2 separate regions of the Homo sapiens genome follow, and region 1 is linked to region 2. The links are chromatin loops, found by intact Hi-C in ENCODE. Cell type or tissue: gastrocnemius medialis. All regions are shown on one strand. Each heading gives the region's core, and the rest is flanking DNA. Links, peaks and the distances in the headings are about the cores only.

Evidence for each region. Hi-C counts contacts between places; a loop is a spot of excess contacts. Peaks named below come from ENCODE experiments on the same cell type or tissue, not always from the same donor. Only the 100,000 strongest peaks of a DNase experiment are listed, where the experiment ranks them.
Region 1: a loop joins it to region 2, with 2.0 times the contacts of the local background. A loop is called at or near these places in 2 of 110 quality-filtered maps.

What each region holds. Positions count from the first base shown.
Region 1 is chr10:44,174,729-44,190,500 of GRCh38, forward strand. No RefSeq gene overlaps it. Among named protein-coding and RNA genes, the nearest start is that of LINC02881, 110 kb to the right of the region's middle. RefSeq lists an enhancer at 7,658-7,827. In gastrocnemius medialis, for the core only: no CTCF peak of the experiment used is centred there; a DNase peak (open chromatin) is centred at 5,783; H3K27ac peaks cover 536 bases.
Region 2 is chr10:44,116,626-44,132,397 of GRCh38, forward strand. LOC124902543 (a long non-coding RNA gene) reads left to right here. Exons shown (of 3, transcript XR_007062368.1): 2 at 4,116-4,159; 3 at 7,271-13,828. Among named protein-coding and RNA genes, the nearest start is that of LINC02881, 170 kb to the right of the region's middle. In gastrocnemius medialis, for the core only: no CTCF peak of the experiment used is centred there; DNase peaks (open chromatin) are centred at 9,476, 9,746 and 10,043; H3K27ac peaks cover 812 bases.

The DNA.
Region 1 (15,772 bases), core at 2,677-10,676, 56 kb after region 2:
GGTCATTAGTCCTGAATTAGATCCACATCCCATAAGTGACAGTTCCGCCCACTGTGGCGATCCTGGGCTTCTGGTGGCCTTGGCTCTCCACTGCTCTGTGGCTTTGCCAGTGGCAGTATGGCTGAAGGGGACAAACATGCCTACAGACATAGGACTCGACTGCCCAGTACCCATTTAAGTTACCAGTTGTCTTGGAGACTTCTCTGGGTGAAGCAGAGAAGCAAAAGATTTATCGATGTGATCAGGAAAAAATATCTTATTCCCTCTATTGCATATATTTGGGCGTGCTGGGTAGGATGGATGGGAAGGTCACAGCTCTCTTCCCCACAGCTCACAAGCTAACATAAATAGTAGACGCATCTGAAGGACTCCCCACACACACATTCCCCAAGGTCAGTGTAAGTGAGGCACGGGAAAAAATGAAGCCATCGGCTATCCCTCCTTTGGGATTGAAAGGCCACCTAGGTCTCATTGGAAACACAGTAGGTGTGGGTCTCTCACTCAGTCGCTGGTTGGCATCTGCATTTGGGGTAAGGAAGCACAGTCTGCAAGATGGCAACAGCCTGGTGTGTGCAGTTCCACTGGGGACAAGCATGAGCTGAACTCATTCTGTTTTTCATCTTTTCTTTTTCTAATTTGAGACAAGTTCTCATTTTGTTGAGTGCAGTGGCTCCATCATGACTCTCTGCAGCCTCCAACTCCGGGCTCAAGGGATCCTCCCGCCTCAGCCTTCCAGGTAGCTGGGACTATAGGCATGCACTACCACACATGGCTAATTAAAAAAAAATTATTTGGTAGAGACAGAGTCTTACTAGGTTGCTAAGGCTAGTCTCAAACTCCTAGCTTCAAGCGATCATCCCACCTCTGCCTCCCAGTGTGCTGGGATTACAGGCATGAGCCACTGTGCCTGGCTGCTTTTCTTCTTGAGTAACATCATCCTCTGCCTTGAAGAGAAATTATGGGTGTCAGAGAGAGTTCAGAAATACATCAAAGCCAGGAGAGTTATCTGTGTGGAAGCGAAACACAAGTCCACTCATGGTACAAACCACACACCTCATATTTTAGCCTTATTTTGAATTTCTCTGTGATCCAGGGCACTTGTTATACCCAGCTGCAACTGAATATTGACAGTGACCCCTGGGGGGAGACACCAAGACCGTTTACCCTGAATACATGATATGCTTTAATGAAAGTGAACGGGACTTAACACCGGCAGAAATTGCTCGTAGTCTAACAAGACAGTTTCTCCAAGAAACTGAGATTTGCTGAAATAGGTCCTGGCTAATTACTTATTCTCTGTGTTGCCCCTTTGGTTTTAGCAGCCATCATGATTTTGTGAAAATCCAATGATACGGATATTGCATTTACCTTTAACTCTATTACAAGGAAACAGTAGCAGATTTAATCACAAACCAGAGTATTAATTGTAAGCCCAGGCTTTGCTAAAGGAATAGACCTCCAATAGGGTAAGCTACTCATTCATATGTTGGTCTTTACTTGGGTAAAAGAAAAAAAACTGTGGGTTTCAAGGTCTTCGGCGGATGGGCGCAGTGAGAGAGTATGCAAAGATATGTGCTTATTAGGGTATTCCTGAACATGCCTTCAAGAGCAAATGCCTGGTCTTTGGAAAAATCCCTTACTCGGGGGATTAGAATATCTTGTGCTTTCAATCTCTCACATTCTACTTGCCTGTGTCCTCATTAGGGTGTCACGTTTACCAGTCACCATGCAGCTAGCCCTGCTCAGATTTAATCAGCAGCAGACTTCCATCAGAAGGAAGGAAGGACCATCCCTGCCCCCTTACAGCCTCCCATTAGTGAAATATTCAGCAAGAAAACAGAGCCAGAATGCAAACAAACAAGGTTGACCATACCCTCACTCCACTTATAACCTCCTGTGATCTTTGGCTTCTGTTCAGTAATTGCGTTTATTTTGACTTCATTAAAAAATGTGAGAGATGGAATTTCATTTGAGTCTTAAGTTCAAAGATTTACAGCCCAGATATAGAAGAGAGAGTTGTCTTGGTGTTCTTATCAATTTTGGGTTAGAAGTCCTGTTCTATTTTGGATGTTTCCCTGCAAAGGAGGTAACAAACGTCCCTCCATTTTCTCAGCAATATACCAACAGTTTAGAACATATTTCATAATCATTTTTCTCAATACTATTGTAAGTTAAGTGTGATCAGTCTTATTTTATAGATCCAGAGACCCCTCATTTTCCCAGAACTTGATTAAAGACTCACTGCTTCACAGCTGTCACAGATTGAGATAAGCAGCTTCTTCCACTCATAGATGTCAGTCTACTCAAAGTGCCCTCTCCCTGTGCCAAACCCACTGTCCTGGGCCCACACACAGGAATGCAAACCTTGAGTCCAAGCAGTGTTGCTTATAATGGACATGTCAGGGAAGAGCCAACATGTTTGCATTTTTATGATTATTAATTAAATCACCAATCCCATTTGATAATACTAATTCACAAAGCTACATCATTAGACATTGTTTACAAACACGTTCATGATCAGAAGCCCCATCACCTTGAGTGTTCATCTCTATGCTCTTGAATCCCTCAACCCTGCCGTCTACATGCAGCAGAGCAATGCCTCATCCAGGCCCCATCACATCTGCACCCTGAGTCTTGTCTGGCAGGGCTCCAGCAACTGAAGGGAGCCCCAAATCTGTCCCTAGCAGCGTGGCATTCTAAAAAATTACTGTGCCATAAAGCCACATGAAATATACACCAAACTTCCAAAGAGAGATGAGAAAACTAAAGCTTAGAAAGTTTACATACCCGAACCCAGTTCAGGTTACTATTATAAATATGACAAACATGGAGGGGAGCCAAGTTGATGGGTGAAGGGTCCTCTCTCAGCTTGACGGTAGGCTGACTTGACTGAGAACATGGTAGGGAACTGCTGACATGAGACACTAGGATGTCTTCTGGGAACAGGAGCAGGACAAGTGCTGACCACAGCGGATGTGGACTAAAGATGCTGAGCCCAGCAAACATGTATCACAAAAGGGACACATGCCAGGGAAACCCTGTGCCCTGCAAGCTGATGAAGGGCGTTGAAGGGAAGCAAATATTGTGAGCTTGTGTTTTATGCATCTCCACGCCCTCAGCTTCCAAGAGGGGGCCTGGCTCAGAAGGCGCCTGACCACAAATGCCAGGAGGTAATGCTCTGCTGATGTGTGCTAGGGCAACTGCGTGCCGGGACACCTAGATCAGAATGCTCCCCCAACAGGAGCAACACATTTATTTTTAGGTCGCTCCTTTTTATGGTATTCTGACTGATGCACCAGATGATAACTAATCAGTATCGAAACTATTACCATTAGCGTGTACTCCTCTTTTAAATACTTGCTTTTGCTCCTCGCTGAGTCGCAAGCAAAGTCCCTAAAAGTCGACCTCAGTGATTCTTTTCTCTTTCACTGTTTTTACAGTTTCCAAAAATGGCTCCAAAATTCAATGTGAATGGGATTGTTTTCTATTTCCTCTGCTTATTTTCATCAGATGAGGACAATAAAAAATTTGCCTTTAATTGTCCAGATCAGTCAGGGTATTAACACCAATTTATGGCTTTGTACTAATATGTCCCATATTTAGAGTGACATACTACTTTGAAATCTAGGATTGTGTGATTCATAAACAATGGCATCAGAGTAATTTGTGGAGCTTGTCAAAGTCTGTACCCCATGGAGCTTCATGAAGTTGAACTCATTGAGCCCTCAGCCAGAAAGCAATGGCCCCATTGTTTCTTTCACCATCCCTGCCATCGAAGAGCTTCCTAATAACTAGACACGTGCAGGAGCTGGCACGTTAGGGAAACATCAACCCCAATTATATGAATATACTTGACTAGTATAAAAGAAGAAAAAAGAGAGAAGGCATAAATATGAAAAACTAAGAATGAGAAAGGGTACCTAACCACAGACATAAATTTCAAATTTTACAAGAAAATATGAAGAATATATCCACGTTAATCAGTTTAAAATCAACTATTTCCTAGAAAAAAAAGAGAAATAACGGTGATCAACTAAAGAATCATAAAACTTGAATAGAATCATAGTTATGGAGATGAGGGTGAAAGAACATTGTGAGAATGTCTCTGGTGGCAAAATTGATAATTTTTTTTAAAGCTTGTGAGGTTCAGATAATCTTCACATTTTGTAAACTCCAAAGAGTATAGAAATGTAAAAAGTTTCTCAAACCTCTTTTTGTGTTAGTATAACTGTGGTATCTGAATATGAAAATACTAAAAGAAGAAACCTTCAGGTTTACTTCAGTTATGAATAGCAAGGCCAAAATTCTAAGCTGACGACTAACCAATGGCATTCGTTCACATATTTGAGGAATAACAGTCTGTGTCTAAGTTTTCCTCAGGAATGAATTGCTGATATATTAAAAATAAGTCCATTGGTAGACTATCTATAATAAACTAGCCAAAGGGCAAATAATACAAATTAATTTCTAAAACTATCAAAGGGGCATTCATTAAACTTCAACATATGTTCTCATAAAAACCGTATTAAATGATCAATGAGGATGACAAGAAATATCTAATAAAATTCATCTGTGGGCACCTGTGATGGTGAAATTATTGAAGCATTGCTTTTAAAATCAGATGCAAGGAAGGGTGCCTATTATGATTTACCATCTTTCTGGAAGTTCTAGTAATTACTCTAAGATATGGAGATAGAAATAAAGAATACAGCAATTGCTAAGTAAGGGAAAGTGAATTGCCTGAGAAAGAAAAAGCCTGATTTTTCTTGTATGAGTTGCCTTATTGTTTTCAATGGCTTGATCCCTTGAGCCATATTTGGTATTATATTCAAATATGGTGCCTCATGCTGGGATAGGAAGCTAATCCTAGCCCTTCCTCATCACTGGGAAAGTGGTCAAGGAAAAGCAAATGGTGTCAAATTCCTCTTTACCCATAGTCGTGGCATGAATTGTGTTTCTCCTTAATTCATATTTTGAGATCTCAATGCTCAGAACGTCAGAATGTCACTGTATTTGGAAATAGGGCCTTTACAGAGGTGACTAAGTTAAAATGTGATGGTTAGGGTGGGCCTCAATCTAATATGACTGGTGTCCTTATAAGAAGAAGAGATTAGGATACAAAGGGAAGACAATGTAAAGATATAGGGAAGGTATAGGGGGAAGACCATGGGAAGATACAGGGAAAAGATATAAGAAAAAGCCAAGGAGGGTAGCTTCAGAAGAAACAAAACCTGCCAGTGCCTTGGTCTCAGACTCCCAGCCTCCAGAACTGCAGGAGACATATGTTTTTGTTGTTTAAGCCGCCCAGTCTGGTACTTTGTCATGGCAGCCCCGGCTGAGTGGTGTACCCTATTTTCTCACGGTGTTCTTATGTTCTAGTTGGTGTCCAGTGGTCTTGGCGCTATCTGCATAGCTTCTGGTGGCAGTGCCGATGCTTTATGACCCAGTTTGGTGCACGGATATCCAGCGGCACTGAGCTAGTGAGACCTCACGAATCTCAGTGACCATGGACCAGTTTGCCGTGTCTGATGTAGAACTGCTGTTATAAACCTATTAAATGGTGTAGATGCTATCTGGCTGAGACCACAACAGGGATTCCAATGAGGTGGAAGAATCAGGCTTTTTCTTTCTAAACTCACACCAACATCTGTGCTTCAGAAGTCTCTCTCAGAGCATTCATCCCCGCTGACTCATACGCTGTGGCAGGCATCGGACACCTACAGTGCAGTGGGTTCTTTTCCAAAAGTCCATGTGACTTCGTCACGTGAAACAGTGTCTTGTCAAATGCCAGATGCTGCAACTCCCCTGATCCCATAAAGGGGGTTTTGTTCGCATCTCAAGCAGCCCGGCCCTTCTTGCATTTCTTGAAGAGCTCTGGGACAGTGCACCAGTGGTGCCAGAAGAAAGCACATCACAGGTCTGACTGTGGCACTGAGAACTCCTCCTAAAACGAGAGGCAATATTGTTCTAACAAGGAGCACATGGAGGATGCAGATGCCTTAGCCAAAAATCTGGGAAAGTTGAGAAAGAGGAAAATACCAATATTGCCAAATCCTTCTGAGCTACAAGTTAGAAAACATGTTTTATTCAGCATTGGTCTGCATTTTGGTAATTCGATAATAATAGCATTGCCCCACTGAAGAACTAAGAATTGCATAGAACTAAAACATAAGTGAATTCACAAGAGGATCCCACTCTTGAACACATTCAACAGAAGGAATGCCCTCATTTGCCTGGAGAGCTTAAGTGTCACTCTTACACTGCAGTAATGCAAAACAAACCCAATGACGAATTGCCACATTTTAGCTGGGTAGGAGAAAATGTGCTGTAGCAAGAAGCAGATTGAGAGTGATGTTCTTGTTCATACAGTGTCACATATAATTAGTTCATCATGAGGGCTCTGAGCCATGCACCAAATATACACAATGATGAGTTCTTTCACATCTCTTTTCTTTTTTTTGAGACAGAGTCTGGCTCTGTTGCCCAGGCTGGAATGCAGTGGTGCGATCTTGGCTCACGGCAACCTCTGCCTCCCAGGTTCAAGCGATTCTCCTGCCTCAGCCTCCCAAGTAGCTGGTACTACAGGCATGTGCCACCACACCCAGATAATATTTTTGTATTTTTAGTAGAGACAGGGTTTCACCTTGTTGGCCAGGCTGATCTCGAACACCTGACCTCCCGATCCACCTGCCTTGGCCTCTCAAAGTGCTGGGATTATAGGTATGAGCCACTCCACCAGGCCTCACATCTCTTTTCATTTGATTAGATTTGTATAGCCTCAAATCCTTATGAGTGTCCTTCCCTGTGAAATGTTCTTATGGGAGAAACTATTAGCTGCGTGCCGTTCCTGGAAAAATTCTGATGACGACAACAAGAAACAACAAAAGCTATGCAGCTTCTTTCTCTCCTGTCTTCTCTGTGCAGGAACATGGAGGCAGTCCCTGTAGATCAGAATGGTGAAAAGGAATGCACATAACTTCCTATAGTGCAAAGCCAAATCTTTGGATATTCAGCAATAACAACGGTGTTCACTGAAAGACAGTGGAGGAAGGGGTGTATCAGAGACCTAGGTTTGCATTTTCCAAACTCTACCCAGTATCTGCCTCTCTTTCACTCAATTCCCTGATGCTGAATTCTGAAAATTTCCCCTAGTAGCCATCTAACATTGGCTTAAAATGAATTTAACATATTCTTTAAAAAAAATATTCTTGGCCGGGCACAGTGACTCACGCCTGTAATCCCACCACTTTCTGAGGCCGAGGCGGGCGAATCACGAGGTCAGGAGATCGAGACCATCCTGGGTAATATGGTGAAACCCTGTCTCTATTAAAAATACAAAAAATTAGCCGGGAATGGTGGCGGGCACCTGTAGTCTCAGCTACTCGGGAGGGGAGGCTGAGGCAGGAGAATGGTGTGAACCCGGCAGGTGGAGATTGCAGTGAGCCAGAATTACACCACTGCACTCCAGCCTGGGCGACAGAGCGAGACTCTGTCTCAAAAATAAATAAATAAATAAATAAATAAATAAAAATTAAAAAATCTTTAAACATCTCTGAATATTCCAGATGTTTTTCTTTTTATATTTACTCTTTTTTTTCTATTACAAAAGGAAACCAAGTTCATTTTAAAAATGAGAAAATGCAGGGCACAGTGGCTCACGCCTGTAATCCCAGAACTTTGGGAGGCCAAGGTGAGCAGATCACCTGAGGTTGGGAGTTTGAGACCAGCCTGACCAACAGGGAGAAGCCCCGTCTCTCCTAAAAATACAGAATTAGCTGGGCGTGGTGGCACATGCCTGTAATCCCAGCTACTTGGGAGGCTGAGGCAGGAGAATCACTTGAACCCAGGAAGCAGAGTTGTGGTGAGCCAAGATCGTGCCATTGCACTCCAGCCTGGGCAATGAGAGTAAAACTCCATCTCAAAAAAATAAAATAAAATAAATAAATAAAAATAAAAATGAGAACAATACAGGAAAGCAAAAGAACAACCAAATCTCCCACACTCCCACCCACCTTAGGACAACCCTCAGCCTCACCTTGGAATATTATGTCCTTAGATGCCTTCCTTATACAAATTAAACTATACTATTTGTCTGAGAAATTGTCTCAGAAAATCTACTGATGAGCATTATTTATTCTACCTTTTCACTACTTAAATTTCAACAGAGCAACAGAACAGAATAGCAAGTAAAAATTTAAACACATTTATGACCATTAAAAAAGTTTCTGAGAAACTGGCAAAACTTCTTAGAGGTAGATCAAGGTTTGCAAAACTACTCCCCAGGATGCATCCAAAATGACCTAGTTATTAAATGTTTGGTTTTTGACCTAGACATCGTTTGGCCAAATTGTCTTGTTTTTCAACCTGAATGTAGGCCAGTCTACCTTTGGCCAATGTAATGCTGCCAAAATTGTGTGTGACAAGTCTAAGAGACTTTCTTCATTTTTTATCTCAGTATTCTTTCTCTAGAACTCAATATCCATCCCTGATCTCATATTGTATCTTCTCCCGTGGCCCTGTTTAAACACCCTCTGGTTCTCCATCTGGCTCTCTGCCTAAATTTCTGGCAGTTTCTTCAAAGTTCATCCTCCTGAAAAGTCCAAGATGTACTGGGGAGGAAACTGGATATATGTAAAGTGCATAGTACCTAGTAAATATCTGCCCAACAAAAGTGGTATCTACTCTTATTTTTGCAGCCTTTTATCCAATAACAAGTATAGCATGCATGGTTTAAGTCTCTTTTAGTCTTCATAAAAATTATGCATGAGTTAGTTTCCTTTCCCCCATGTAAGAGTTGAAAGCACCAAGATGCTGAGAATGTATGTGATTTGCATAAATGTGGAGGCAGATTTTAAACAGAGGTCTAACTATTAATTATTTTCTGCACAGAGCTAGATGCAATATGTGGACATGAGAACTGGCTTTGTTTGAAGTTGAAGGAAACTTTAAAACTTAAAAAACTGAGCACAAAACTAAAAACTTGCTGAGTTTTCAAATTCTGTTATGGCAAATTCTTTCACAAACCTTAAATTTGGGAATGTAAATAACATTCTTCCAGGCAATGCAGAGCTATTATTTAAAATTAAAAAAAACAGACTCCTTGAGCAACAGCTTTGTGAACTTGGTTGGCACTACAGCATGCGTTTTGCAGAGTCAACACAAAATTATTTATGGGAGGTCCTGTTGCTTAATGTGACTCATGTGTGTTTGATTGTGTTTCACAGAACATGGAGAAAGCGCTGCCATTAGGATGGGAGGTCAACATGGCTCTGCTGGATGCCAGTGGCTTTGGATCTGATCTGACAGAGCTGTAATCAATACTCAGCATTTCCTCCATGCAGTTACTCCGATCATTTACATATTGCCTTACTCCTCATGGCAAACCTACACATTCTTGTGATTTTACAGATGAAAAGACTGAGGCATGGAAGGGATGAAGAGCCTGTCCAGGACCAGCAGTTAATCACAGGAGAACTGGGAGCTGAGCCCAGGCTGCCTGGCTTGCAGCTGCCCTGGGCCTGCCTCTCTGTGCTGCAGGGCTGTCAGATCCAATGCCCTTGGCATCTGTAGAGAAAAGCAATCCACACAATTCTTATACATAAAATAAAAACCATTTTGGCTACTAAAAAATATACTGTATTCATTCCACGATCACGTGAATTCATTGGTCAGTCCCAACTATCCTCTTCCAATGTCACAGTAGGTGGGCAGGAGGATGGCGCAGTGGTCAGAGCTGTGTCACCTTGCTGGCCTGCACCCCTGTCACTGCACGTTCCCACCATGTACCTTATGTGTCTCCCTCCCCCCACCCAACATGGGAACCCACTCCCACATCCCAGAGCAGAGTCTTCACCATGTTTGAATCTGATCAGACAACACTGGGCAGTGTCCCTGTCGTTCAGGGAAAGAAATGGAAACCTACCCAGGAAGGTGGGAGGAACACATGGAGGAGACAGCAGTCTGGGTCTGGAATGCTGGTGGGATTTCTATGTGATAGGAGTGAGTGAGGAGATATCTATTTTAGGAAAGAGGAAATATCTCATGAGAACAAATGCAGACAGGCCAACCTGGGCACAGACAGGAGTGGTCAAGGGAGCCCAGGAAGGGCAGGGAAGGAGCAGGAGAACAGGGAGGCCTGGGAGTGGTGGTTTGCAGCCTGAGTGTCCTCTGCATCCTGTCTTCTCCAGGCCCATAGCCCACCTTCTATGAGCTTCCTTCCAGGTTCTGTTATGGAGAGACCCTCAACTGCCCAACTCCCTTCTAAAGGGTGATGAGTGGAGAGCACGTACTGGGTTCAACCTGCGGGCTTCAAGACCATGGGATAGTGCATGCGTGAGTGTGTGTACATGCGTGTGTGTGTCTGCATGCGTGTGTGTGTGTGTGTGTGCATGGGTGCGTGTGTGTGCATGCGTGCATGTGTGCATGTGTGTGTGTGTGCATGTTTTGAGTGTGTGCCTGTGTGCATGTGTGTGCATGTGTGGGTGTGGGCATGAGTGTGTGTGCACTCATGTGTGTTGTGTGTGTGTGTGTGTATGTGTCTATAAAGGGCTTTGTGCAGGAGAGTAGCATGGAACAGCTAGGCATTAGGATGGTAGTAAACCTGATGGGGGCCAAATGAATTGAGAAAAGAAGGAAGAAGGAAGGAAAGGAGGAAGGGAGGGAGAGAGGGAGGAAAGAAGAAAATGAAGGAGGGAGAAAGGAAGGAAAAAAGTAGGAATTAAGAAATAAAGAAAAGAAAAAGAAGTGAAAGGAGACAGGTGCACAGTGTCAAGGGACACGCACCTTGGCATGGCAGTGGAGATGGAACGAGAGGGACCAGAGGCTTCCCCGACCCCCCTGAGGGTGACTCGCACAGCAATGCATCAGTCCATCTGTCTCCCACGTTCCTCTCTATGCTTCTCAGGGGAAAGGGGACGTTTCCATTTTATAAAAGAAGAAATGACCTTACAGGACAAAGACAAAAATAAAAGTATTAAGATTGGTGCTGGATGGATAAGTTTGGATACCCAGCAAATAATTTGGAAAAAAATGAGTAAGATTTTTTTAGCTTATAGGCTATCATGAATGCAGTGAATTCAACTCACCTGAGATTATTCACTGTGTTTTTTTTTTGTCTCAAAATATAAAACAGTAAAAAAACCAGCTAATGTATTTGACCTGTGCTCAGCCTCAGCTGTGTGCCAGGCGCTGTGCTGGGCATGACAGGAAATGCAAGGATGCATAAGACACTCTCCTTGACTCCTGTGGAAGTGAGGGAAGAGCATTGCGTGGCAGGAGAGGGAGCCCCCTCAAAGCCCACCCCTTGTCAATCCCTACTGGTCTCACCCCTTCATTTGTGGTGGTATTTATCTGTGGGTGGAAAGGGGGCACAGAGAGATTGAATATTTGGGAATATTGACATAAGAACCTCTGTGATTTCAAAACTTTCACCTATGTATATTTGTTAGTGTTCATCTGATGCTCATGTTAAACAAATGGCCCATGAAGCTCCCTGGTGGGACATTCAGAATCCAGTGGCAACAGAAAAAGTGCAGAAAAACTGCAACACAAGCATTGCCTTCTTTCTCTATCCATGGGAAGAGGCACTTTCAGAGAATGTAGGGGGTGATGATTCTGGCCAAACTAGGGGTGTGTGTTGCAAGACAGGAAAGCATCTGCAAGTCCAGCTGGAGATCCTACAACCTCGACCAATGATTATTTTGGTTTCCTATTTCAAACACTGGCTCCAGGTCTGTGGCTTTTGTTTTTTAATGAGAATGTCAGAGCCCAGAGGCCCTTTGGTCCAATGCAGTTGGGTGGGCAGTGGCTGGGGCACACACGCAGAGCAGAGCTGTCCAGTAGTGGACAGCACCTTGTTGAGACTCTTCCAGCTCTCCTGGGGAGGAGGTGCAAAATAGACCTGGCGTTTTGTGCCTGAAGCACCATTTGCTTTATATTGAAGTGATAGCTCAGTAGGCAGCTGTTTTTAAAATTTTCCCTTCACCATGCATGTTTTAAAGGGAAACTTTTGGCTTTGATTTCTTTAATAAAAATCTGGCGGTAACCGTTCCAGAAACCCATTATGAAGTTGTTTTTTTCCGGCAATGACAATTGTGATCATTGTGCACCTCAGGCCAGTGTCCAGGTGGGCTCTTGACCAAGAAGCCTTCCTCCTTTACCAGAACCTGGGACCAAGGAAACCCCAGACACAAACAGGCTGAAGCTATTTGCTTTTTGTCAGCTCCTCGACTGCAGAACAGTCCACTCTCACCACACTTATACTGTGCACCCCTCACTTACACTGTGCACCCCATTGCATCTGGCTGTCAGGAAAGCAGCATACCTTAGGTCCAGAGGCAAACACAGCACTAGTTGTCTTATTGGGGGCATCTCTCTACTGGTACTACCCATCACCAAGGCTTCATGCTTCATCTTGGAAGGAACAGCAGGGAAGTGGCAGGGGATGAAGGGACACCAATTATTTCTCCAGAGAGAGAGGGGACATGTGTAAAGGCTGATGCTCTCAAAGAGGCTCTACAACCTGATAGGATCACCAACCCCATGAGACCTTTCATCTCCATGGCCTGGGCAACAGATTAGTGTCCCCTTTGATTAAGGCCACGTGGCCTTGTTGGCTGGTGGGTGCAGGGTTCATAAGGAAAGGGGTGGCAATATGGGGCACCAGCTTCTCTAGTTCTGAGAACACCTGCAGCCAGGAGGTTTCTTTTCCCATCCTAGGACTCTTCATCATTTTGGCGCAGACATAAACATCAGTCTCCAAACAGTGAGCCATTGTCCATTCCTCTGTTCCTTCATCTATTTTTGTCATAGAGCATCATAGTGCATAACTGTACAGCTCCCTCAGAAACAGGTGGGTGATCCAAAGAACCTGGGATCTAATGAATACATTGAATTTATGATTACAAAAAACCTTCCCACAAAAACAAACAAACAACAAAAAAAAAAACACAACTCCAGTTCCATAGAGCTTCCCTGGTGAGTTCCACCAAAGAAGAAATGATACTCATTCTATACAAATACTTCTAGAAAATTGAAGAGAATGGAATTTCTCCTAACTCATTCTTTGAAGCCAGCATTACCCTGATACAAACCTAGTTAAAGACACGACCAGAAAAGAAAACTAAAGGTGAATATCTTCCATGAAACAAGATGCAGAGATTCTAAACAAAATTTTAGCAAATCAAATTCAATGATAAACAAAAACGATATACATTATGGCCAAATTAGATCTATCCCAGAAATACAGAGTTGATTTAACATTTGAAAATCTATCAGTCGAATTTACTGTATGAATAAACTAGAAAAGAAAAACCATATGATCATTTAAATATGTGTATTTTTTTGAACAAAAGCTAACATCCATTCCTGCCATTCCTGATAAACTCTCAGCAGACTGTAACAGAAAGGAATTTCTCAACCTCATAAAGAATATCTGCAAAAAACTAGTATAGTAGCTTAGTATAGTACTGATAGTGAAATACTATATAGCTAGTATAGTACTGATTAGTGAAAAATGGAATGCTTTCTTCCTGCTATTAGGACAAGATAAGATACCTAGTCTCATAACTGCTATTCAACATTCATTGAAGTTTCTAGCCTATGCATCCATCTTGGAAAAGAAGAGGCAAAACAGTTTTTTCTTTACAGATGACTAAACTTTGATGTAATCTACGAAAAGCTACTAGAACTAGTAAATAAGCACGTTTGTATGATACAAGCTAACACACAAAAGCCAATTGTATTTCTATATATTAACAATGAACAACAAAATATTCAAAAAATTTAAAACAGTACTGTTTAAAATGGCATCAAAAATATTAAATACTTGGTGATAAATATCAGAAAAGATACAAAAAACCTATACACTGAAAATTAGAAAATATTACTCAGTAAAATGTAAAAAGAACTAAATAATTGGAAAGGTAAAACTTGTTTATAGATTAGAAGGGTCTATATTATCATGATATCACTTTTTCTATAGTTTCAGTGAAATCCCAATCCAAATTCCAGAAGGAGTTTTTGGGTAGAAATGTACAAGCTGGTTCTAAAAATTCATGTGGTAATACAGAGGATCTAGAATCACCAAAGGACCACTGAAAAACAAGAGCAAAGTTACAAGGTTGATACAAACTAGTTTTAAGATTTATCAGAAAGCTAGAGTAATCAAAACAGTGTGGTATTGGCATAAGATTAAAAAAATACATCGGAGTAACAGAAGAGAGTCCAGAAATAGACTGACACATAAATGGTACAACCAACTTTTGAAAAAAGTGCAAAGTCAATTCGTTGGAGAAAGCATAGTCTTTTAAACAAATGGTGTTGGAACAAGTGGATCACTATATGCAAAAATAATGAACTTTGATACGTATACAAAAATGACTTCAAAATAGCTCACAGGTCTACATGCAAAACCCCCAAATTTAAAAATTCCAGAAGTAAACAGAAGTAAATCTTTTTAATGTTGTGTTAAACAAAGATTTCTTTGCTATGACATCAAAAGTAAAGTCCATTAAAAAAAAAAAAGATGAATCTGACTGGGCATGGTGGCTCACACCTGTAATCCTAGCACTTTGAGAGGCTAAGGCAGGAGGGCTGCTTGAGCCCAGGAGTTGGAGACCAGCCTGGGTAACATAGAGAGACCCCCATATCTACAAATAATAAATCAATTAACAAGGCATGGTGGCGTGTGCCTCTGTTCCCAGCTACTCAGAGGGCTGAGATGGGAGGATCACTTGAGCATGGGAGGTTGAGGCTGCAGTGAGCTGTGATCGCACCACTGAACTCCAGCCTGGGTGACAGAGTGAGAACTTGTCTCAAAAAAAGAGATAAATTAGATAAATTTGACTTTATTAAATTTGACAATATTAAAAACTCTGATTTTTGAAAAACACTGAGAAAAGAATGAAAAGACAAGTCATTACCAGGTGAAAATACTTGTTGATCAACTATCTAATACATATCTTGTATTCGGTATATAAAGGACCCTCAGAAGTTAATAAGAAGACAAACAACCCAGTAAAAGAATTGAGGCCCTTATCAAAGAAATGCAAATCAAAACCACAATGAGATACCATCTCACACCAGTTAGAATGGCAATCATTAAAAAGTCAGGAAACAACAGGTGCTGGAGAGGACGTGGAGAAATAGGAACACTTTTACACTGTTGGTGAGACTGTAAACTGGTTCAACCATTGTGGAAGACAGTGTGGCGATTCCTCAAGGATCTAGAACTAGAAATACCATTAGACCCAGCCATCCCATTACTGGGTATATACCTAAAGGATTATAAATCATGCTACGATAAAGACACATGCACACATATGTTTATTGTGGCACTATTCACAATAGCAAAGACTTGGAACCAACCCAAATGTCCATCAGTGATAGACTGGATTAAGAAAATGTGGCACATATACACCATGGAATACTATGCAGCCATAAAAAAGGATGAGTTCATGTTCTTTGTAGGGACATGGATGAAACTGGAAACCACCATTCTCAGCAAACTATCACAGAGACAAAAAACCAAACACTGGATATTCTCACTCATAGGTGGGAATTGAACAATGAGAACACTTGCACACAGGGTGGGGAACATCACACACTGGGGCCTGTCGCAGGGTTGGGGGAGGGTGGAGGGATAGCATTGGGAGATATACCTAATGTCAATGATGAGTTAATGGGTGCAGAACACCAACATGGCACATGTATACATATGTAACAAACCTGCACACCTGTGCACATGTACTCTAGAACTTAAAGTATAATAAAT
Region 2 (15,772 bases), core at 4,647-12,646:
CTATTCTCCAGTGCAAGAGGACAAAGAGAGAAGAGACGAGGTCATCGGTGCCCTGGGCCATAGACACGGGAGACTCACGAGGGTGATGGGAAGGCAAGGGAGGAGGCAGAGGGGCGTTTGGAGTGGCCTGCCTCCAACAACAGAGGCTTCCATTTGTTTCATTCCATTGATGCTTAGTAAGCATATTGGCCTTTATATAGTTCTTGGTGCTAGGGAGGCAGCAACAACAAAAGACACCTGATATCTGCCCTCAAGGAACTAAAAGTCTACCAGGAAAGCCAGAAGTTAAATACACCGTCATGTAAAATTAATTAAGCATACTCTCAGAGGCTATGAAAGCATATGGTTGGCAAAGCTGACCCAATCATAATGGGCAGAACCTAGTGCAGGCCTCCCATAAGAAAGCATTTCAGCAAATACCCAAAATGTCAGTAGGTGTTCCCTAGAAGAAAGAAGAGCAGACTCAGAAGGGAAATCCTGTATAGGAAGCCTTGGAGATCTGAGAGACCCCTGGGGAGAGAGGCAGGGGCTAGCATAGAACCTGCAGGCAGAGGGGTCACACAGGGCTGGAGCAGCCTGAAGGCCTGTGGAGCCACATCCATTTCTTCAGCTATCAGCTCACCAAAAAAAGGGACAATGGAAAGGTCAGCCAGGATTCAGGCAAAGCACATTGTAGGATAGCGGTGGTGCCATTCCATCTGTCCTGGCCAACTTTGTTTGACACCAAAAGCAAACTAATGCCACAGAGCCCGCTTTATCTGGAGTCTTATGGAAGAGCCCACTTTCTCTGGGGTCCTATGGAAGAGCCCACTTTATCTGGGGTCATATGGAAGAGCTCTCTTTATCTGAGGTCCTATGGGAAAACTCACTTTATCTGGGGTCCTATGGCAGAGTCCACTTTATCAGGAGTCCTATGGGGTTGCACACCCCATGGTTCCCATCCAAGGTCATTGCACACCCAATGGCAGTGGGGCTGTTTCAGGCCATATGGGTAACAAAGGAACGTGAATTTGGGGCGAAGACTTTGCTACAAGTAATCCACAGAGACCCTGGTCTCCACATTTGAAATGCCTCCAACTGAACAGGGGAAGCATTCTACTCTTGCCTTTACCCAAGATGGGGGAGCCAAGGACATTTCTCTTAGTGTTACCAGAAACTCCAGCTTCCTGCACATCCAACTTAGTTATTCATTGTTGGGGCATAATACTGGAGGCTTCCATACTTTGGGCTCCACATCCACTGTGATTTTGTGAATAAATCAGAAACGTTACAATCTGCTTGGATCTGCACAGCTGGTGAGGAGAAAGAGCCTCGTATGCATCTTAGCCTGGGTTAAGCCTGGGTTTGTTGCTGGGTGCTCAGTTCAATTTACATTTCAGATAAACAAGAAACCACTCTGTAGCTTAAGTCTGTCCTAGGATGTGAAAATATTGCCCTAGACAGTTATACTAGCAAAATGATTTGTGATTTTTATGAAATGCAAATTTAACTGGACATTTTTATTTTATCTGGCAACTCTGTGTGTGGGTGATGGGTGACATCTTACTGTAGTGCATGGGGGCTTCTGGGAAAGATTTGGAAAAGGAACTGGTACAGCTGAGGGTAATCCCTGAGAGAAGACTGTGGGATTCTGTAGTTTTGTGGCTCTGAAATAAAGCTCCAAAAAATGGCAGCTTCGTGGAAGCATGGGATAGGGGGCCAGCCAGCCTAACCGTGAACCTTAGTTCTGTCGCTGTGTGATCTTGTGCAACTACTTTGATTTCTCTGAGACTCAGTCTTCTTTCCAATGAGAGCTAGTAATATTTGTTTATGATAGTTTAAATAAAGATTAAAGATAAAGTATGCAAAGGATATGGAACCTTGTAAATATGTAAATTGAAAAAATTATAATAAAAATGGTCAGAATTCTCCTGCGCAAAAAGACTAACATGATTGAAGAAGTAGGTTTATGAGGAAACTAAAGGCCAGGTGAAGTCAGCCATGCAGCTGTGGGGAGAGCTGGAGAGGGTGTTCTAGGTGCTTCCTAACCTGGCCCAGTGGACTTGGAAGTTGCCTCTAGCCTGTTGCTGTGGATTCTCACTGTCAGGCTTACCTGTGTCTCTCAGGACATTGTGCAATTTAACCTTGCACGACACAGGTTTGAACTGTGCAAGTTCACTTACATGAGGACTTTTTTTCAATAAATACATTGGAAAACTTGGAGAATTGCTACAGTTTTTTAAAAAATGCAGCTGAATTCCATAGCTTAAAAATATTGACGAAACAAGAAAAAGGTAGGTATGTCACGAATGCACAAAATATATGTAGATACTAGTCAATTTTATCACTTACTACCATTAATTATGGAAATCTTATAAAAAGTTAAAATTTGTCAAAACTCATGCACACAAATGCTTACAGATCATACATGGTGCCATTCTTAGTCCAGAGAAATGTAAACAAATGTAAAGATGCATTACTAAATCATAACTGCATAAAATTAACTGTAGGACACACTATACCACCATAATAACTTCATAGCCATCTTCCGTTGCTATTGCAGTGAGTTCAAGGGTTGCCAGTGTCTGCTTATAATGCCCTGTGACACTAATCATCTCAGCATGGGCAGGACATCTCTCCAGTAAACTTCATATTGCAGAAAAAAGTGATTTCTAGATGTTCTCATGTATTTTTCATCATGTTTAGTGCAATACTGGAAACCAATAACACCATGGGACCCACGTGAAGTGCCACTAGTGATGCTAGAAGTGCTCCCAAGAAGCAGAAAAAAATCTTGACAGTACAAGAAAAAGGCGAATTGCTTGATATATACCATAGACTGAGGTCTGAAGCTGTGGTTGCTCTTCGCTTCAGGCAGATAATTCATCTTGTAAACAGATGACATAAACTTATGGTATTGATAAATACAGTACACTACTGTAAATGTATTTTTTCTTCCTTATGATTTTCTTAATGAACTTTTCTTTTCTCTACCTTTTTTATTGAAGAATACAGTCTATAATACATATAAAATATGTGTTAATTGACTATATCATCAGCAAGGCTTCAAGTCAATGCCAGATTTTTAGTAGTTAAGTTTTGGGGGAGTCAAAAGTTATAACATGGATTTTCAACTGCATGATGAGTTGGTGCCCCTCAGTTCCGTGTTGTTCTAGGTTCAAATGTAAATACTTCTTGAGTAAAATAAAAAAAATTTGAGTGAGATGTACTAAAAGGAATTGAACTGGCTTGGGTTTAAAAGAGTTTTAAAGAGTTAAAGCCATCAATCTATTATTTGCTTTGATTTAACACACAACTGGAACCAAAATTACTATGTGCTTCTGGTGATGATGCACACAGATGATCTGGATTAGTATAACTAGCATGAGGTTTACCAAAGATATCACAGAAATGAATTTTCTGTAGTGCCTTCTTGGCGTGCACTATTGTACCAGGAGGGGCACAAAAAAGTAGAGAGAGGAAACACTTTCTCACAGTCAGGCACTGTGAGTGGTCCTTCTGCATCTTTGGGTCTTTTACAAACACAAATGTCCACAAACTCTTTGACAGTCTTCAAAAAGTAAACCCTAATTATCTTCTTGTTAAATGAAAGCAGGACTCAGTGACTCATTTTTAACAAATAAATGTGGGCAGAGGTGATGGTGTGTGACTTTTAAAACTAGGTCATACAAGCCACTGCATCTTCTTTTCTCTCTTACTCTCTCATCACTGATCCAGGGGGAGGTGGGTGCCATGTTGTGAGGACACTCAAGCAGCCCTACATAGACACCCCCAGGATAAGAAACCGAGGCCTCCGGCCAACAGCCATAGAGTGCACCATCTAGTCCCAGTCAAGCCTTCAGATGACTGCAGCCCTGGGCCAACACCTTGACTGCAGCTTCATAAAAGACCCTGATAGTGGCACCACCCAGTTAAGCTGTTTCTGGATTCCTTACTCTCAGATCTATGGAAGATAGCAAATGCTTGCTGTTTTAAGCCATTTTGTGATAATTTGTTGTGCAGCAATGAAAAATTAATACAAACAACAATAGCTAACATGCATTGAGTGATAATATGTGCCAAGAACTCTTCTAAACATTTCATACATATTAACTATTATTATTTTTTATTTACAGATGAGGAGACTGAAGTACAGGAGACGTTACCTAACTTATCCAAGGTAAGTACATACTAACTGATTCATACATTGCTAGACTCTCTTTCTGCATGCACTCTCTCTCATGCATATGTGTTTTACTGCAGTACTATCTGTTTCCCCAAATAGATTAGAAGTTCCATAATGTAGGGGAAGATATTCTGCCCATATCATTGGAACCCAGCAGAATGCTTAAAAGACAGCATGCCTAAAATAAATATTTAGATAAATGGAATAGATGGATGATAAAGAAGTAAATTAAAAATTATTACACACCAACTCATTGCCCATGAAGTTTGAGTTTTTGGGTCTAACACAGACCCATATATGGGAACCTCACGACTGGATGATAATAGGGTCCTTTCTTTCAGAATCTGAAAAATTAGACTTCATATTGTTGCCAATTTTAGATGCTCAAATCTAGCCCAGAAAGCCAATGTTTTACAAATTTGTATTTAATTCCACGGAGAATTGGAAATAACCTAAATACCCAACACTGACGTTTAATGAATTATGATACTTCAGTACAATATAATTTTATGCAACTACTAAATTATACAACTATGTTGAATCAAGAAAAATGTTTCAAACAATATTTAACTAAAAGTAGCAGAAACAAAGTAAAATTTAGGCAAATTAATATTATATGTACTATTTAGTTACTAAAACTAATAAAGCATATTTATTTGTACTTCATGGAGCAATCTCAAAGAGATATTTTTTAGTTCTAATGTTAGTAACTAAGGGCAATTTTGTGCAAAATAACATTTTTTTTAAATTTTTGAGATAAAGTTTCTCTCTTTTTGCCCAGGTTGGAGTGCAATGGCACAATTTCTGCTCATTGCAACCTCTGCCTCCCGGGTTCAGGTGATTCTCCTGCCTCAGCCTCCTGAGTAGCTGGGGTTATAGGTGCCTGCCACCATGCCCATCTAATTTTGTATTTTTAGTAGAGATGGGCTTTCAACATGTTGGCAAGGCTGATCTCGAACTCCTGACCTCAGGTGATCTGCCTGCCTTAGCCTCCCAAAGTGCTGGGATTATAGGCGTAAGCCACTGCACCCAGCCCAAAATAACATTTTTTATTAAAAAACAGAAAAAAATATTTCCAAGAATGACTCCTACCTTAAATGATAATAAGCACTGAAGAGACATTTTATGAGAAGCTTTGGTCTCATGTATAAAACTTGAAGCAAGCCTGGCATGTCAGTGAACATTGTATGTCATGCAAATAGCATGACATATCAGTGAGCATATGACCCAGTACAAAGCAAACAACTTAATATTAGCATGTCCAAACCAGAGGACCCAGCATGAAGATGCCTGGGACACAGCAGAGAGGAACTTTGAATACAGTCTGGTCAAACTCGTCACTTTATGGATGTGGAAACCGATGCACAGAGAAGCAAAGGGTTGTACTTCCTCCCAAACTGCTTGAGGTGCAAGAGCTGAGACAGATACTCAGGTGTCCAGAGTCTTAATTGAATGACAGAGAATTCAGCACATTCTATTTCATATATGTTGTATCCCATGATGGTCATATACTCTTATTACACTTGTTTTCCAGAGGGTGAAATTGAGGTGGATAGAGTGACTTAATGTGCTGGTCCAGAGTATGGCATCTCATGTGTGACTACCTAGGCTCAAACCTTTCTCATACATTTAACAAGTGTGTGACTTGGAAAAGCTGCTTAGTCTAAGACTCAGAGTCATCTATAAAGTGGGGTCAAAAGTAACCCTAACTTATAGAATCTGTTTTGAGGATCAAATGACATAGCTTACCTAGAGCTCCTGGCAGAGCACCTGCACCTGACAATAATTTAATCAACATTAACTGTTATTTGTTGTTTATGTATCAATCACAGAGACCCATAGTTTGGGATTCCAAACTGATTCTACAACTTCAAGCCTGACATTCTTTTGGAAATAACTCAGCTGTCATCTAGTGCTGACACTGCTCTAAATAAGGGAAGTGACCTTGAGTGGCTCGTTTCCTTTCTCTGAGAGTCTCCCTCACCTTTGGGATGAAATGTGGGTTCTTGGGGCTGGGCTTGATGACCTCTGAGATTGCTTCTAGCTCTAGGATGCAATTGATTCATTTGTTCATTCATTCACCTGTGCATTCCTTCCTGAGTGTCACCATGTAAAATGTGTGGCCTCGGGAACATATGGGTGCAGAGATGAACCTGCCCCAAAGGCAGCTTAGATAAGATGCACAATACAATGCATAGTCTGGAAGAAAATGAAATGTGCTATTAGAGGAGAGAGAGAGAGATGCAGACCTTTGGGGCTTCAGAAGGGGGTCATCTACTTTGAGTGTGTGGAGGTAGGGGAGATTAAGTGGAAAAGGGAGCTTTCAGTGAAGATCAGTGGATGTGGTCATGTGGAATTTCAGACAGAAGAATGTATGCATTCAAAGAAATGGAAACGGCCCCATGGGCCATGCAGCAGAGGAGCCAGCGGTCCAGATGAGCAGGAGGAACACTGGAGAAAAAGCCTGGAGAGGGAGGCAGGCCCACACCTTGAGGACTTCAAATGCAGGGGAGGTTGAATGACGTGAATTAGCACAGAGAAGGGATGGGCAGTCTGGAACAGGGAGGCCTGGGCTGGGGTAGATCTATGAGAACAAGGATGAAGAAGATAAGGAAAGAAGGAACTAGGAGGACTCTGCCCTTCTAACTGTGGGACCTGGAGACTGGGGATGTGACTAACGTTGTTCAATAGCCCCGAGGAGGAGCAGGCTGGAGAGGAGAAACTGACGGAGCCCTGCTGGGAAACTGCTAAGTGTGGGTGTGCATGGGGACATCAGGCCAGTCAGTGGCCAGGAGGAAAACAGACCCCAGGAGCCAAATCTCTGCAGGGAGGCCAGGGCTAACTGCACATCTGCTCAGTAATTTCATCCTCAAATTTTAGATTTTAAATGAGCACAATTTTATATTTACAAAAATATTGTGATGATGGTACTGAGAGTTCCCATATACTTCCTACCCAGTTTTTCCTACTGTTAACATCCTATATTAATATGACATGTTTGAACAATTAATAAATTGTGAACAAAATTGATTCATTATTGTAAACTAAAGTCCATGCTTTGTTCGTATTTCCTTTGTTTTTATCTAATGTCCTTTATGTGTTCAGGATCCCACTGCGGATGAATACTGTGTTACATTTAGTCACAGGATCTCCTTAGGCTCTCCTTGACTGTGATGGCTTCTCAGGCTTTCCTTGTTTTTGATGATCTTGACAATATTGAGGAGTACTAGTCAGGTACGTTGTAGGCTAATCCTCTATGGGAGTCTGTCTGAAGTTTCTCCCATGATTAGACTGATGAGGTGATGGGCTTTGGGGAGAAGCCCAACAGGGGTAAGGACTATTTTAATGACATTGTGTCAGGGATCCATGCTATCAACATGACTTGTCACTGTTGATGTTGACCTTGAGCACCTGGTTGAGGTGATACTTCGCAGGTTTCTGTGACGTAAATTTACTCATTTTTCTCTTTTGTACTGTAGTTTTTTGGAAGAAAGTCACTGCCACACTTCCACACTACCACAGCCCACACTTAAGGAGTGGGAGTTATGCTCCACCTCTTTGAGAGCTATCTACCGAAATTATTTGAAATTCTTCTGTACAGTAGATTTGCTTCTTTTCCCCCATTTATTTACTTATTCAGTCATGTATTTATATCAATATGCACTCATGTATAATTATTGTGCACTTTGGGTTGTAATTCAATGCGACTCTATTTCATTGCTCCAGCTGTGGCCGTGCAGAGCTCTTTTGTTTGGCTCTTGTGCCCTTTGCTGCACTCCCTTGCAGTAGTTTTGTTTGAGCACCTTCTTACTTTCTGGCACTACAAGATGCTCTGGGCTCCTCTTAGGTAATTGCTCTTCTGCCTTAGAATCAACCATTTTCCTAAGAAATCATGAATCCTTTTACTGGAGAATGGTTTTAGAAACCAAGATATGGGTATGAGCTGTGCTCGTTGAAATTGAGATGTCCTTGCTTCTAGTGCTCTTAGCTGACACAGCAAGGAAATATAAATATGTATATAATAACATGTTTATACACACATATATATTTATAAATATTTTCATGTCTTGTTTTGAGACAGGGTCTCACTCTGTTACTCAGGCTGAAGTGTAATGGTGCAATCATAGCTCACTGCAGTCTCAACCTCCTGGGATCAAGCAATCCTCCCACCTCAGCCTCCTGAGTAGCTGAGACTGCAAGCACTCCACCAAGATTGGTTAATTTTTTATTTTTAGTAGAGACAAGTTTGTGCTATGTTGTCCAGATTGGTCTTAAACTTCTGGCCTCAAGCGATCCTTCTGCCTTGGCCTCCCAAAGTGTTGGGATTATAGGTGTGAGCCACCATGCTTGACCTCATATGTCTGTATTTTTGTATCTGCATCTTTATTAAGTTAAACATTAGTTCATATTGATTTTTCCAACCATAATATACTACCACGCATGGGTCATTTGCACTCTTCCTTTGCTTATCTGTAAGGTCCACTTCAACAGTGAGATGCACAGCTCCTCTTATCTGTATCCAGTAAAATTATCCTTCGAAATTAAGGAGAAATAAAAACTTTCTCAAACAAAAAGTAAAGCAACTCATTACTGGCAAACCTGTCCTCCAACAAATTCCTCAGGTGGAAGGAAAATTATATAGGTGAGAAACTCAAATCTACATAAAGAAAGGAAGAGAGTTGGAGAAGAAATAAATGAAGGTAAAAGAAAATCTTTTATTTTTCTTATTTTAATTGGCCTAAAAGATATCTGTTTAAAGTGAAAATAGTAACAATTATTGGATGACTGTGGCATACAAACAGTGAAATAAATGAGTGACAGTTGTCATCTCACATCAAGGCCAGGATCTCCTTGACTGTGCCTGGAACGCCCTTGTTCTCCACAGAGAGCTGCCTCTACTATCATCCTCACAGCCTCTGATACGCTCTGAGAGAACAAGGTGCAGGGCCTGTTCCCTGCTGGAGCTCTTCCCTGTATGCACATGTTTTTTCTGGGGACCATTTGCCTAATTCATCTCAGAAATGAGTGCTGGAACCCTCCACTGACTGCCATTGAGTGATTTGGGGTACAGCCCTCCAAGCTCTCATATATGGCAGTTGCTGAAGGTGTGTAGATTCCCTGTTTAACTCAGTTAAAGGGGTGGGGATGACTGGCCCCAAAGATGTTCTCCTGGAGGAGATGGGGAAGGAGGGCCTGGCCTGCCACCCCGTACCATCCACCAGCATAATGCTTTCTTAATAGATGGAGGAGGGGCCACAGGGAACTCCAAAGATCTATGAGCAATAACAACACTTACCACAAATTCCACACTCATGTGGGTTTAGCCATCTGGGGCTATTACCTCTTACTCAACACTGAAGGCCAGAGTGAAATGTCCCTGGAACCTGAAAACACATGTTTCTTCTGAGACTCAGAAGAAATAAATGGAAGAAATGTTTTCTCATTTTTAGCAATTGTTACAAGAATTCTTTATTCAGAAGGGACTTGGCTTTTTTGGGGAAATGGTTTAATAAGCCTATTGAGGGGATAGAAATGAGCTTCCAGGACCTGGGTTTTGGGCCCATGCCTAGTTTTCATGAGGAAGAAAAAAGCTTCTCTGCCTAGTACATGGGAGGGGAGGAATGTGATGTTCCTACAGAGACAAGTCCAGGAGGGAAGTGGAGAGAGAAGAATCAAACCGCGTGGGAAGGCATGATTAAGAACAACAGGGCTCTGGAGTGACAGAAAATCGAAAAAGGCCAAAGAGCAATGTCTGATTTTCCTTTTTTTTATCACAATGGGGTTGGATGACGTAACACTTCTCTGCCATTGCCTTGACAAAATTGTTCCTGCTTTTGGACATGTGGATTGCGGCTGGGGAATTATGAAGCCAAAAGGGAACTCCAGGCAGCAGCAGGCTGTGTCTGTGTGGTTGATGAGATGAGCTCTCTGCAGGAGTCACTAGGTAGAGCAGGTGGGTTTTTCTTTTGTTCCTCTCTCAAGGCAGGATGAGTGAAGCCTAGAAGTCACCTAAGTCTTGACTGAAAAGGAGCTGTGACAATCATCAACGTATCTGAGTTAACGAAAGCGTGAAAACCTCACAGTACCAGCATGCCCCTGTGTTTAGAAGAGCTGGCTAAACTTTCTCTGGCTTCAAGAAAAAGCACAATTGACTAATTTGTCCATTCTGGAAGTCTGTATTCATGGTCCTGTAAATAGAATAGACCCATCCAGAAAAGCCCTTGGAGAGAAGAGAGCCAGAGAAAGCCAATATTTCAGAATGAATGGTTCTGTTTGAAGAGCTTTGTATGGCAAATGAGGGTTAAAAATTTTTCCCCACCTTTCCTTTACAGCAGTGATTTTTGAGGTGTGGATTTTTAACAGCTGCAGCAGCAGCATCACCTGGAACCTGCTGGCATTGCAAATTATTGGGCTCCATTCCAGACCCACTGAGTCAGAAAGCCTGGGTATGGGGTCCAGAGATCTGTTATAGAACAAGTTCTTCCAGTGCAAGCTAAAGTTTGAGAACAATTGCTCTAAAGCAGAGGATCTTAAATTGAATTCAGGGATTTGTGAAACCAATGGGAAAAAAATATATACCGTTATTTTTACCACCATTTAACTGAAAGTTAGCATTTCCTTCTGTTGTGAACACAGTCCGAAAAGCACAGTAGGATTGACAGCACTGGGGCTTTTTCGCCAACAGAAACCTTTTTATAGCAGCTTTATTCAGATATAATTTGCATATAATACAATTCGTCCATTTAAAATGTATAATTCAATAGTTTTTAATACAATTACAAAATTATGCACTAAGCACCTGTAATGGTTAATTTTGTGTGTCAACTTGACTAAGCCAAGGAATGCCCAGATAGCTGGTAAAAACCTTATTTCTGGGTGTGTGTGGGGGTGTTTCCAGAAGAAATTAGACTTTGAATTGGTGGACAAAGTGAAGAAGACTCACTGTCACCATAATAGGTAGTCATCATTTGAATCTGTTGGGGCTTAAATAGAACAAAAACAGAGAGAAAGAGAAAGATCAAATTTTCTTCGTGAGCTGAGACATCCATCTTCTTCTGCCCTCAAGTATCTAAGCTCTGGCTCTGGGGCCTTCAGACTCCTGGACTTACAACAGTGGCCTTCCATCCCCCAGCTCCCCACCCTGCTTCTCAAGCCTTCAAATTAGTATGGAATTAAACGTCAGCTTTTCTGAGTCTCCAGGTTATACTGCAGATTCTGAGACTTCTCAGCCTCCATAATCTTATGAGCCAATTCCCACAATAAATATCTCTATATCTCTGTCTCTCTTTATATATATATAAATATTTATTATATTCAGATATATATAGGAAAAAACATATACCATTAATTTTACTAACATTTTACTGAAAGTTAGCATTTTCTTCTGTTGTGAACATAGCCCAGAAAGCACAGTAAAATTGACAACACTGGGGCATCAATCAATCAGTCAATCAACCAATCATCAATACACCAATCATCAATCATCTAGCTATCAATCTCTATCTACCTGTCTATCTATCTATCTATCTATCCATCTATCTATCTATCTATCATCTATCCATCTATCTCTATCATCTATATCTCCTATTGGTTCTGTTTCTCTGTAGAATGCTAACACAGGACCACAATCAAACTTGAACATTGTCCTCACCACAAAAGGAAACTTCATGTCTATTGCCATGCTCCATCATCCCCCTCCCCTACTTTAAGCAGCCACTTATCTACTTTCCATCTTTTTAGATTTGAGGATTCTGAACATGTCATATAAATAAATAGAATTATATAATACATGATATTTTGTAATTGACTTTTCCACTTAGCATAATGCTTTAAAGTTCATCCATGTTGTTGCATGTATCAGTATGTCATTTCTTTTTTTTTGTCAAGTAATATTTCACTGTATGGATATCTAACATTTTATGTATCTATTCATTAATTGATGGACATTTGGATTGTTTCTACTTTTTGGCTATTGTGAATAAAGTTGCCATTAAAAATGTCTGTATAATACAAGTTTTTGTGTAATCATATGTTTTTATTTCTCTTCATGTTTAACGATTTGAGGAGCTGCCAGACTGTTTTGAAAAGTGGCTGCACTGTATTACATTTCCACCAGCAATGTATGAAGGCTCAAAATTTTCCGCATCTTCATCAACACATTGTTTTCCGACTTTCTAAAATTACAACCATCCTAATATGTGGAGTAGTATCTCATTGTGGTTTTGATTTGCATTTCCTTGATCACTAATGATGTTGAGCATACTGTCATAAGTTTATTGCCTATTTATATATCTTCTTTAAAGAAATTTATATTAAGATTCTTTGACCACGTTTAATTGGGCTTTTTTTATTACTGAGTTGTAAGAGTTCTTTGTTTATTCCAGGTACAAGTAACCTATTATATACATAATTTGCAAATATTTTCTGTCATTCTGTGGATTGCATTTTTACTTTTTAATATTACCCTTTGAAGCACGAAAGTTTCTAAGTTTGTTAGAGTTCAATTTACTTATTTTTAGTTTGTTGCTTGTGGTTTGGTATCTTACATAAGAAATCATTTCCTAATCCAAGGTGACAAAAATTGATGTCTATGCTTTCTTCTAACATTTTATAGAATTAAGCCTTACGTTTAGGTCTTTCATTCATTTTGAGTTAAATTTTGAATATGGTGTGAGATAGGGATCCAACTTTATTCTTTTTCATGTGGATATCTAGTTGTCCCAACACCATTTGAAGAGACGATTCTTTTCACAATAAATTGTCTTAGCATCTTTGATGAAAATCAGTTGTACATAAAGGTGAGAGTTTATTTCTGGTCTCTCAGTTCTGTTCTAGTGATCTTTATGTCTATCTGTATGTTAGTACCACACTGTCTTTATTATTATAGCTTTGTAATAAGTTGTGAAGTTGGGAAGTGCGAGTCCTCCAACATTTTTCTCCTTTGTAAAAACTATTTTGGCTATCCTGCATTCCAGGTATTTTGATATGGATTTTATTAGAAGCTTGTCAAGTTCTGCAAAATAGGCAACTGGAATTTTAATGGGGATTGCATTGAATCTGTAGATTGTTTTTGGTAGTATCTTAACAAAACTTAACAATATTAAATCTTGCAATCCATAAACATAGGATGTCTTCCCATTTATTTAGAGATTTGGAAATTTTTTTCAATAATGCTTGTTGTTTTCAGAGTATAAGTTTGCACTTCTTTTGTTTATTTGATTCCTGTATATTCCTGTAAGGTCTATACATCCCACTTGAAGTTGTACAACATTGATTAAAAATAGATTTTTAAACATTAAATATGTCTACTGTAATCCTTAGAGCAACCACAAAAACAAACAAACAGAGAAACAAAACTGAAACAAAACAAAGAGGTATGGTCAAAATACAACAGATAAATAAAAATGGAATATTTTAAAAATGTTCAACTATCCCAAAAGAAAGCTGGAAAGAGGAACAAAGAAATGGAAAGCAGAGGTAATACACAGAAATAAAATATAAAATGGTAAACCTAAATCCAAACATATCAATAATTACATCAAATGTAAAGTGTCTAAGCATCCAATTAAGACACATAGATTTTCAGAATGAATAAACAAACATATGACCCAATTATATGCTGTCTATAATGATAATGATACAAGCAGATTAAAAGTAAAAGAATGGAAAAATATAGACCATGCAAGCTTTAATCTAATGCTGGAATGATTATATTAATATCAAAATAGGCTTCAGAGCAAAGAAAATTACCAGGGACAAAGAGGGATATTCCATAACCATAAGAGTCAATTTACCAAGAAGACATAACATTCAAGGTGTATAAAAACTAAAAACAGAGCTTAAAAAAATAAAGCAAAAACTGTCAGAAATAAAGTATTAATAAACAAACTTGCAAGCATAGTTTTGAGACTTCAACTCTCTCAGTAATGGATAGAACTAATGGAAAGGGAATCGGCAAGGATAGAGAAGATCTGAACTGAACCTTTAACCAAATGAATTTAATGGACATTTATAAAATTCTCCACCTAAACAAAGCGGGATGTACATTTCAGGGGAAGGCAGGAAATATTTTGAACTGAGGAAAAATGAAAATACAGCATATTATATCTACAGAACGTGGGTAGAGTGCTGAGAGGAAATTTATGGAATTAAAGGCTAATGTTGGAAAAGAAGAAAAATTTCAAATAAATAATCTAAGATTTTATCTCCAGACTCTAGGAAAAGAAGTATAAAATAATCCCAAAGCAAGCAGAAGCAAGAAAATAATGAAGATAAGACCAGAAATAAATAAAATTTAAAATATAAAACTAATAGAGAAAAATTGATAAAACCAAAAGCTAGTTCTTTAAAAAGATAAACTTCTAAAAGATCGATGAAGATGAAAGGAGAAGAGGCACAACTTATTAGCATACGAATGAAAGAAGGCATATTGCTACAAACACTGCAGACATTCAAATAATAATGAGAGAATATTATGAACAATTTTATGTTCATAAATTTGACAACTTAAAAGAAATGGACCAATTCCAGCTGGGCATGGTGGCTCATGCCTGTAATTCCAGTGCTTTGGGAGGCTGAGGTGGGCGGACGGCTTGAGCTCAGGAGTTTGAGACCAGTCTGGGCAATATGGTTAAATCCCATTTCTACAAAAAATATAAAAAATTTTCCCGGGGGGTGGTGGCATGCAACTGTAGTCCAAGCCACTCAGGGGCTTGAGAGTGGGAGGTAGAGGTTCCAGTGAGCCAAGGATCACACTATTGCACTCCAGCCTGGGCAACACAGCAAGACGCTGTCTCAAAAAATACATAAATAAAAAAAAATGGACCAATTCCTTGAATACCAAAAATTATCAAAACTCACTCAAAATTAAATAGACAATCTGTATAAAACAAGTTGACTTTGTAGTTGAAACTCTTCTGAAAAAGAATTGTCTAGGCCCAGATAATTTCACTCGAAAATTTGAATAAATATTTTAAGAAGAAATACATAAGACCAATTTTACTCAATCTCTTTCATAAAATAGAAGAGGGGAGAACACGTCCAAATTCATTTTATAAATGGTGACAACCATCTATAAAACGACCCAAAGGTTATTCCCTGGGGAATGAGACAAGGACAAGAAATCTCTCTCTCTGTCTCTCCATATATATATATATATATATATATAAAATCTTAAGCCTTTTTTGGAGGGCAGAGTAATTTGATTTTTAATTATGTACATGCATTACCTTGATTATAATGTGATTAAATATAAGTATCCTGGTTGCAGGCCTGAGAAACATCCAGCATAAATGTCAGCTCTCTTGCCCCATGGACTCTACCCTGGAAGCCCCGTAACCTGGCTGTCATTTTCTCTTTTCTCATCTTAAAATCTCTTTATCTCCCAACAACTGCAGAGCTGTCTCAGAGTACTTTCCACTGCAGGTCATTTGACTTGTCTCTTCTCAGCTTTCTCTCTCTCTTTTTTTTTTTTTTTTTGTTTGCTAATTTCCCCTAAAGGAGGTCCTTGGTCCACCAAATTCATGTGAGTTCAGAGTTTTTTTCCACAATCAGCCTCAGGAGAACAATCAATGAGGTCTTAGAAAAGAATTCACATCGAGGAAATCC